2 separate regions of the Homo sapiens genome follow, and region 2 is linked to region 1. A link is an interaction called in ENCODE POLR2A ChIA-PET data of the cell type or tissue named here. Cell type or tissue: HCT116. All regions are shown on one strand.

Region 1 (5,000 bases):
AAAATAAAAAAGCTATCTGCACTGGTCAAATTTGTTGGAAAATATATCAACAACCCACTTCTCCTTGTGCAAGAGATAACTATTCTTAGCATCTTTTTAAAAATTTTAGTGAGTTATAAAAATATGTTCAATGCTATAATAAGTTCAACAATATTAGCATCAGCATCAAAGCTAATGTATGGTCAAGACCAAACATAGGTATTTTTTTTTAATATTTATGAAAACAGGCCAGGCGCAGTGGCTCACACCTGTAATCCCAGCACTTTGGGAGGCCAAAGCGGGAGGTTCGCTTGAGCCCAGGAGTTCAAGACCAGTCCAGGCAACAAAGTGAGACCCCGTCTCTACAAAAAATTAAAAAATTAACTGGGCATAATGGCGCATGCCTGTGGTCCCAGCTCCATATGAGACTGAGGCGGAAGGATCACTTGAGCCCAAGAGGTCAAGGCTGCAGTGAGCTGTGTTGACACCACTGCACTCCAGCTCAGGCAACAGAGACCCTGTCTCAAAAAAAAAACAAAACAAATTTTATAATTATATTTATACACATACATATTTATGAAAACATGTTTTGCCTTTATTCTTAGTGTAGTTCCTAACTTTAAAACAGACTTTGTTAGCTGAGTTTTCGAAATATGAATGTGCTTTTTGCTCAATTAAACAACATAAAGGTCACTTTTCAGAAAACAATGTTATTTGCAAGGAGATAACTAAATTGACACATTTAATTTAAACAAAATATTTTGAAGTATTAAGAAAAACTCTAAGATTTTTTTTAAGTACTGATTTAAAGTTAGCAAACATGGCTGGGTGTTATAGCTCACACCTGTAATCCCAGCACTTTGGGAGGCCAAGGTGGGAGAATCGCTTCTGGCCAGGAGTATAAGGCCAGCCTGGGCAACATAATGAAACCCATCTCTACAAAAAAAAAAAAAAAAGAAAAGAAAAGAAAAGAAAAGAAAATAATAAGATAAAGTTAGCAAATGCCATATTCTATTTATTTAAGATACATACTAAATAATACTATAATTTAGGCTGTCCCCAAATTACAATTCCTATCTCCCAGGCTTCCTAGGCTGGAGTGCAGTGGCGCAATCTCAGCTCACTGCAGCCTTGACCTCCCCGGCTCAAGTGATCCTCCCACCTCAGCCTCCCAAGGAGATGGGTCCACAGGCACATGCCACCAAGCTGGGCTAATTATTGTATTCTTTTTGTAGAGATAGGGTTTCACCATGTTGCCCAGGCTAGTCTCGAACTCCTGAGCTCAAGCGATCCATCCACCTCAGCCTCCAAAAGTGCTGGGATTACAGGCGTGAGCCACCATACCCAGCCTCAATTCCAAGCATTTTTTCAAAAAGTGAACAGCAAGGAAAAATTAAATATATTTTCTTTTTATCTTAAAGTCCCAATATAGTAATATTAATAAAAATCACATGAATACATTATATTAAGAAAATATAATCCGTTAAATTATTAGCAAAAGACCATATCAATTATTATGGATAGTAATTGGGGCAGGGAGTATGCCTTTATCTACTCCACATGCCTTAAGCATGATAAAAACTCAATAAATATGTGTTGAATATCTATACTTCGAGAACAATAAGCACAATGGTCACATAATTCTCCTAAGAATCAAATACAGAAAAATCTTAAAGAACTGGGCATTCAAAACAGGACATGAACAAATTTTTACATCATGCAAATCTAACATTGGTAAGAGAAAATTCTACCCCTTGTATCCACGAATTGTAAGTCACAGCTACAAATTATGTACTGGCTGTGTCAATGGAAAATATATAGCCAATGCTGGTTTTGAAATAATCTCAACTTGGTCTAAAGTGAAGTCATTAAGAACTGAGTAGAAATGGTGTATATATTTAAGCCCCTATAATTCTGGGATTATATATGGGCAAGAAAGTAAATTTACCACATTCTGTGTTATTTTTGTTAACACCACACCACATCTCTATGGAGAGCTATAATAAATAAGAAAGTGAGGTAACATATATGAACTACACAATGACTATATATTCTTGTGTTTCACTAGGGTCTCTGGTTTTAGCATTGCTGGTTTAGTGGTTAAGTCTCAATATTCTTACCGCCATTCATCCTGGTTAATATTGTGGTCACGGAGAAAACAGGTTCATCATGGGCTAGTTTCATTTATCCACACCTTTTCTCTTGAGTTTCATCTACCTGCTGGAGAAACACAGGGAAATTTAATCAGTGTAAAAAATTCCTTATATTACAGATATTTGCTGGAATTTTCTATTAGACAAAGAGTTGCTTTTTGAAATATTCTCACACACACCCTAAAGAAGCTTTCCCAGACAGAAATGAAAGAAAGTATATTTAGTAAGTGTGAGCAAATAAAGCAATGCCTAAATAAAAGGTGTACTGAATACTGGTATCTCAATCACATTAGATCTCTCTTCCCCAACTTAATATACCACGGAAATTTTCCTATTAGAAGCTGACGAACATGTAAGATAATTTGACCTAAAATACAGACAAATAAATGTGTTACCTGGTCTGCTTATTAAAACACAACTACCAGGCCGGGTGCAGTGGCTCATGCCTGTAATCCCAGCACTTTGGGAAGCTGAGGTGGGCGGATCACGAGGTCAGGAGTTTGACACCAGCCTGGCTAAGACGGTGAAACCCCATCTCTACTAACAATACAAAAAATTAGCCTGGCGTAGTGGCTGGCGCCTGTAGTTCCAGCTACCCGGGAGGCTGAGAAAAGAGAAAGGCGTGAACCCAGGAGGTGGAGCTTACAATGAGTGGAGATCACGCCACTGTACTCCAGCCTGGGTGACAGAGCCAGACTCCGTCTCAAAAAAAAAAAAAAAAAAAAAAAAAAAAAAAAAAAAAAAAAAAAAAAAACACACAACTACCTGGAGAATACTTACAGCACAGACAAAGCTACTATTAGCAGCGTCACCCACCCTAAAGAAAATGGTTACTATTATAAGTTCCCAAGTATGCATTTGTAGAAGGAAGCAGTAGTTTATTAAACCAACTTTTTGATCTTGAAGCAACAGATTTGGGAAAAGATGGTTTTACAATAAAATATATAACTCCAACCTCCAGTTACATTGCTATTTTTTCATAGGACAGACATGGCACTGTGTGAATATTATGACTCAAGCTTAGTCATCTCAACTAAGAATGAATTAAATTCGTTAGAGTAAAAACCTGAAAGGGAAAGTACATGCATGTAATTCTAAGTTGCTATTTTTAGAATGGGGTTTTTCTCCAAAGAGATTTTAAAAATGTATTTCCACATTATTTGTGCTATTTTCACTTTAGTACTCTGGCATATTGGCTACTGAATAGAAACAAGAAACAAGCCCATTTTCCAACAGAAGGTCATTTATGATTTGAACATAGTATAAACTACATAAAAAAGGAAAAGTAATTTATTAAAGACCTGCTTGCTAAAACACTGAATTTCAGAGACATATACATGTAAAAAGACGCTTGTGTTTATGCCCATCCTATTTTCCTGGTATTTAAAGAGATCAAAAAATTAACTGTAGAGTAAGAAGCCTATTGAAAACCTCATTATATCTAAACTACTTTATTATATTTATTACATTATATCTAAATGACTTTCCAGGAAAGTCCAGAAAATACAGAAGAGCTTCACAGGTTCTGCAGGACACACAGTATTGTAACCCTATAAGCAGCTTCCAGGCTAATAGGGCTTCAGTGGTTTTTCCCTACAGAAAAGATAGTCCGAGAAAAAAATCTGTTTCTCTATTCTCTCTCCTCACTCCTTCTTAAGAATAATCAGAAAAAAAATGACAGGCAATGTGGAGTGAGGAAAAGACAACCTTAATGGAAGTCAGGAAAACTGAGTTTTATTCCCTGCCCTGTGACTTATTATATAGTCTTAGGCAAGTTACTTAGCCTTTCTTGGCCTCTGTCTTTTGTTTGTTTCATTTTGTTTCATATGGAACACAAGAAGCACTGAAAAAAATGTTTTAATTACACCTAGAAAGACAGCAGAGACCATAGAGGCCTACCCCCAACTTCACAGGTGAGGACACTAAAACAGAGAAACATGCCCAGTCATAGGTGATAAGATTAAAAGACTTCTAACAACAGTCACAGCTCCAACATTTAAAAAAGTATTTATTTAAAAAGTATTTATTTAAATTTATTTACATCAAATTTTTAGAACATGTAAAAAAAAGTAACTAAGTAGCAAAAAGGATAACTGCCAAATTTAGGATAATTATCTTTTCAAGAAGCCATAAAGAAATATATTCTGGAAGGCTTCAATTGTACTGTTAATATTTTATTTCTCGAACTGGGTTTGGGGTATATGGATGCTTATTTTTCTTCATATACCATTTTGTATGAAATACTTTCTAGTCTTTTTTTATGTAATCACCAAAACATCTTTAATCAAAAGGTAAAATAAATGAAAACACTTCTCTGGAACTTTAAAGGTCAATGAAAATAGTTGTGTATGGTTTCAAATATTCTCCTGCTGAGTTTAAAAGGTAAATATCACTGTGTCCCCCAACATAAGAAAAAAAAAGCGTAATGTGCTAAAATATATATATATATAACTATTTCTAATCTAACTTAGTAAAATATAAAAGTACTACACAAATAGCACAAAACACAAAATAAATTTTATTACTAATAGCATGATAAACCCATTTAAGACTATTGAGAGACATACTTAACAATCTGTACTTTAAATACATTCAAGAGTCACATCTAGTAGCCTAGTGTTTCATCGTCAGATTGGCTGGTTGTTTTTATTGAAACAAATAAGAACTGCAATAATTTACCTAAAGTAAGCAAAGGCCTATCTAAATATCTACATAGAACCTATGTGTAAAAACTAAGTGCCTCCAAAATATCTGAAATTTTCCAACAAGAAAGTACAGGTCATTCAGCAAAATATATTTACTGTATACTACCATAATAGCTATTTAATTGTTATCATTATGATGTAGATATATAATGGAAACAGATGT
Region 2 (5,000 bases), 140 kb after region 1:
GCCTCTCCTGACCACGCTATATAAAACATACCACTGGGCCCCATCAGGTACTCTCTCACCACTTAGCCTACTGAATTTTTATCCTAACATCACTATCTAAAACATAAACTTTATATGTCGATTTGTCTACCTAGTATCTATTTTCTCTTCTGAAATGTAAGCTCTATGCAACAGAGCTTACATTTGGCTATGAAAAGGAATTTTGCTTATCCTTTTCATAGCCAAATCCCTAGTATTCAGAAAAGTATCTGACATACAGGGGGCTCAATAAGCATTTCTGAATAAATGAAGGAAAGAAGGAGCCAGATCCACTAATGGAAGGGTTGGGTTGGGTAGGGGTGAAGTGGGCTTGATTCTCTTAACTCTCAGTCCAGTGTTGCTATGAAGTCTCCTTCTTAATATGTTCCTTTCACTTCCCTGGGTTCTCAGATGTAAGCATCAAAGGGAATTTGCATCCATATCTATTATACATATTTTTGTTAAAGTTCACAGATATTTTCAAGTTTAAGAGTTTCATTATTTAATTATTAATCCTTCACCTGGATTTTTTCTCCATTTGTTTGCTCTACCTTCCACCACGTTAAAACTGTCATAAATTCTTTATTTTTACTTGTGACATTTTATTGCAATAAAAAGATCGATAGTTTAAATAAAAAATGAAAATTAAAAATGACCCATTTATCAGCTGCTTATTTCATTTCTACCACAATCACTCCCATATAGTCCTTCTGGAAAAGCACCAAGGTATAACTTGCAAATGTGCAGGGACTTTGGCCTCCTCATGAATTTTATTAGTTTTCCCCAAATTACCCTAAACACATACACAATATATTTGTAAGTATACAATACAGCTTGAAGACAAATTCCCTGTTCCTCTTCCAGAGGCTGCTACCATGGCAAACCTTCAGGAACTGCCTCTGGTGCTGCCGTTCTCTGGCGAGTGTCGGCGAAGTAGTGTGGTTTGCAACTATCAGATCTGGATTAGAATCTCAACTCCCCCACTTACAAACCACATGAACCTCTGTTTACTCATCTGTAAAAAAAGATCATAACACCCACTATAAAGGTAAGCTGTTGGGAGCAAATAAGATGCACATAAAGTGAATGGCACAAAGCAGGGATGCAAACAGGGTTAGTTCCCTTCTTACCTTCACACATTTGTGGAAAAAATAGCTAACTTAATGCTTTCTCTTTCTTAGTGCACTGAAAAAGTGTTTAGATATTTATGTGAGATCACTAATGGTTTTTGCGAATCAATAAGAGGCAGAATGGAAGGTAAAACTATTTCAAAGAACTGACAGATGTGATCAAGTCACTAAATGATGTACTGTAGTTACTAGAGAAGGTATCTCTACACAAGCACCAGTGGCCGAAGGGTGGCAAGTGATGTTACATTTTGGGCAGGGATTATGCCATTTCTTTCTTCCACTTGCCCCTACATCTGGCTATTCCATCTCTGCAAGCAGTCTGGTGCCCTCAGTACCCTAATATTCTCACACTCCTTAATCCATTCCTGGAAGCCACCTTCAGTTTCATAAACATCTACCCTCAGTCTGCTATTGAAAACAGCACCCTATCAGCAGCTCTGTTTGAACACTCACTGAGACTCCTGATGTCTATCTGTCGCTCTGGAGTTGCAAAGCTGGTAGGCTCAGGATGAGCTCTCATGGGGCTGTTAAAGGTCGAGAGGCAGTAAGCTAGGCTAGTCCTTTCAAAGTGGCATCATACTGCATGATGACTCAAAATGGCTTCAAAGAAGGCAAAGGTTACCTGCTAGGGGATGTGCATCTGAGGGAAGATCAACAAAATATTAAAGATAATGATAGGTTTTCTTAAAGGTTTATTTTTACTTTTAGAAATAAGGACTGTTAAGTATGAGATGATGGGAAAGGCCAGTATGCCAACAGGAGAAATGGTTCTTTTTATTATTTCTGCCCAAGTATGTAGTGGACTTGCAACAAACTTATAACTCTTGCCTGTAATCCTAGTACTGTGAGAGGCTGAGGCGGGAGGATCACTTGACTAGCCTACAAGCATAGGGAGACTCTGTCTCTACAAAACAAAACAAAAATAAATAAAATTAGTTGGGCCTTGTGGCATGCACCTGTAGTTCCAGCTACTTGGGTGGCTGAGAGGGGAGGATCGCTTGAGCACAGGAGGTCAAGGCTGCAGTGAGACTTGATCATGCCACTGCATTCCAAACTGGGTGACAGAGCGAGACCCTGTCTCAAAACCACCCCCCAAAACAAACAAACAGAAAACCCCAAACAAGAAAAACTAGTAACCCTGGCATCACTGATTCTCTGCTACTCCCTTAGCACTGCTATTACTCTGGCTCTGCAGTGGAAAGCCTGACTGAAACATACACCTGATTTAATCACACACCATCCAATGTGTCAGTGGTACCACACGGAGTGTGTCCCCTTTGCTCTCCAGGCCACTGCTAGAACCATCAGATCTTCACTTTTTGGGGACTATTTACCCCTTTGAGAATATGAGAAGAGCTATGATTCTCCACCACATATACTAATTGTATCTAATCTACCAATTCGACACAGAATTTCAAAGGGTTCATATAACTCACTACAGCTCATCCATAAATCCCCCAGGCCTTGGGGGTATTCAAGGGCAATCAATCCTCTCGTGTTGGAAAATATCAAGATGCCTGCTTTCCTCACAGGACTGTAGGTACATAGTATAAAGACATCTGCTTTGGGTAAAGAGGGGAAGGAGAGGAGAGAGGCAAGTTTTAAAAGGAAAGTATCATTTTCCCTCAAGTTAGAAAGCATTCAGATAAAGAAAAAAGACCATTCAAATGCCAGGACTTGGATGCATGCAACATAAGTTAAATGCATGCAAGTGGGAGATTTGGCTTAATTCCAAGCACAAAATATTTCAGCTCCATGGGGAAAGTTAACCATAGGCCAAAATCTCAAGGCATATATGTAATTCACTTAGTATTTTAAAAGGTCCAATATTTTAATGTCTTAAGAAATTCTCAAACTTCCTGAAATTTTAATGGTGCAAACATTTTAAATATAGAGGGCTAGCAGTTCTTGAGAAGTATTTTGGCACAGATTTTAACGGAGATTTGTTGATCTTTTTTCAGGGACACACTGGCAAATTTAAAACATAGTTATTGAGAAGAACACCTCCCTAATTTATAACTATTTTAAGGCGCATCAGATTAAGGTCTGAAACTTCCTGACATTATGCTTCTAAATTGTAGGGTAAAGCATTTGTCCTCTTTAACTGAAGAAAAAATTGGGAAAAAATGTGTGTGTGTGTGTGTGTGTGTGTGTGTGTGTGTGTGTGTGTATATATATATATATATGTATAAAGACTTTGTATATGTGTATTCAAAAGCTCAAATTCTGGTTACCAGTCCTCCACATACACTTCAATTAAGCAACTATTGGTCAGAGAGCATAGAGTAAATGCCCTTCACTGAAAACTCAATTAAGCTTGCAGAGAAATGATTAGTAATGTCAAAAGAGAAATTTCAACTCAAATAACATTGTATTTGAGATTACTTGCTAAATTTTTAAATGGGGGTTTGGGGATTGGAAGTTCTTAACGTATAATGCCCTTTTCCCATAAACTGGCCTTTTAACCTTACATTAAAAATATGGCTAGAAAAACAGATTGATAATTCCTCAAGAAGTTAAACAGAAAATTACTATATGACCCAGCAATTCCACTTATAGGTATAGAACCCACAAAATTAAAAACAGATGTTCAAACAAACACTTATACATGAATGTTCATAGCAGCATGATTCATAGTAGCCAAAAAGTGAAAACAAGCCAAATGTCTTTCATTTGATGAATGAGCAAACTAAATGTGGTGTATCTATACAATAGAATATTATCTGGCAATAAAAAGTAATAAAGAATTGATACATACTACAACATGGTTCAGTCTTGAGAAGCTTATGCTAAATGAAAGAAGCCAGCCACAAAAAGCCACATATTCTGTGATTCAATTTATATGAAATGTTCAGAATAGCAAATGCACAGAATCACTGAAGCAAATTAGTGGTTGCCAGGGACTGAAAGGAGGAGAGAATGGTGAGTGATTGCTTTATGGGTCTAAAGTTTCTTTTTGGAGTGATGAAAATGTTCCAGAATTAAACAGTGGTGATGGCTACAACACTGCGCATATACTGGAAATTACTGAACTGTGCTCCTTTAAATGGCTACAATGGTGAATTTCATGTTATGTGTATTTCCATAAAAATTGTGGCCAGGAGGCCGGGCACGGTGGCTCACGTCTGTAATCCCAGGACTTTGGGCAGCCGAGACTGGCGCATCACAAGGTCAGGAGATTGAGACCATCCTGGCCAACATGGTGAAATCCCGTGTCTACTAAAATACAAAAAGTTAGCCAGGCGTGGTGGCTCATGCCTACAGTCCCAGCTACTCGGGAGGCTGAGGCAGGGGAATTGCTTGAACCCAGGAGGTGGATGTTGCAGTGAGCTGAGATTGCGCCACTGCACCCTAGCCTGGCAACAGAACAAGATTCCGTCAAAAAAAAAAAAAAAAGTGGCCAGGATTCTTTTTCACTTTATTTATTATGATTCTAGTAAAGAAAGACACTAATGAAATCAATTTCTACTGAAATTAAACACTGGATATGATCATAAGAGCTCTTTTTTAAACTCATAATATATCCATGTGTGTTTGAGTAGGCTGTGCCTCAATAAGTGGGAAATTAATCATCTGGATAGTTATGAATATTCTCATAAGTCTATACAGTATTTATAATTCTGGCAAAACAAGACAAGGAAAAATGGGAAAATAAACTTTCTTTGCCCAGAATTCATTGGGAGGCTGAACAAGTTTGTTTTGCTTTAGAAGTGTTGTCAACAAAATTTTACTGAAATGTAAGGATTAAATTGGCAAAAAATAAAGGATTTACTTTTTTGTATTTACTTTTCACGATGTCCAAAAGCAGCCAGGTTTTCTCGCCTACATAATACAATGCAAGATCTACTTGGT

Evidence for each region. Peaks named below come from ENCODE experiments on the same cell type or tissue, not always from the same donor. Only the 100,000 strongest peaks of a DNase experiment are listed, where the experiment ranks them.
Region 2: POLR2A ChIA-PET joins it to region 1 with 7 read pairs; 3 of 35 experiments call an interaction of 5 or more read pairs at or near these places.

Annotation. Positions count from the first base shown.
Region 1 is chr5:93,561,265-93,566,264 of GRCh38, forward strand. It overlaps NR2F1-AS1 (NR2F1 regulatory antisense RNA 1), which reads right to left. Exons shown (of 8, transcript NR_186187.1): 2 at 2,100-2,199. Among named protein-coding and RNA genes, the nearest start is that of NR2F1-AS1, 17 kb to the right of the region's middle. In HCT116, no CTCF peak of the experiment used is centred here; DNase peaks (open chromatin) are centred at 2,767 and 3,117; H3K4me3 peaks cover 1,263 bases; H3K27ac peaks cover 3,372 bases.
Region 2 is chr5:93,702,335-93,707,334 of GRCh38, forward strand. All of the region lies in intron 10 of ARB2A (ARB2 cotranscriptional regulator A), which reads right to left. Among named protein-coding and RNA genes, the nearest start is that of POU5F2, 37 kb to the right of the region's middle. In HCT116, no CTCF peak of the experiment used is centred here; no DNase peak of the experiment used is centred here.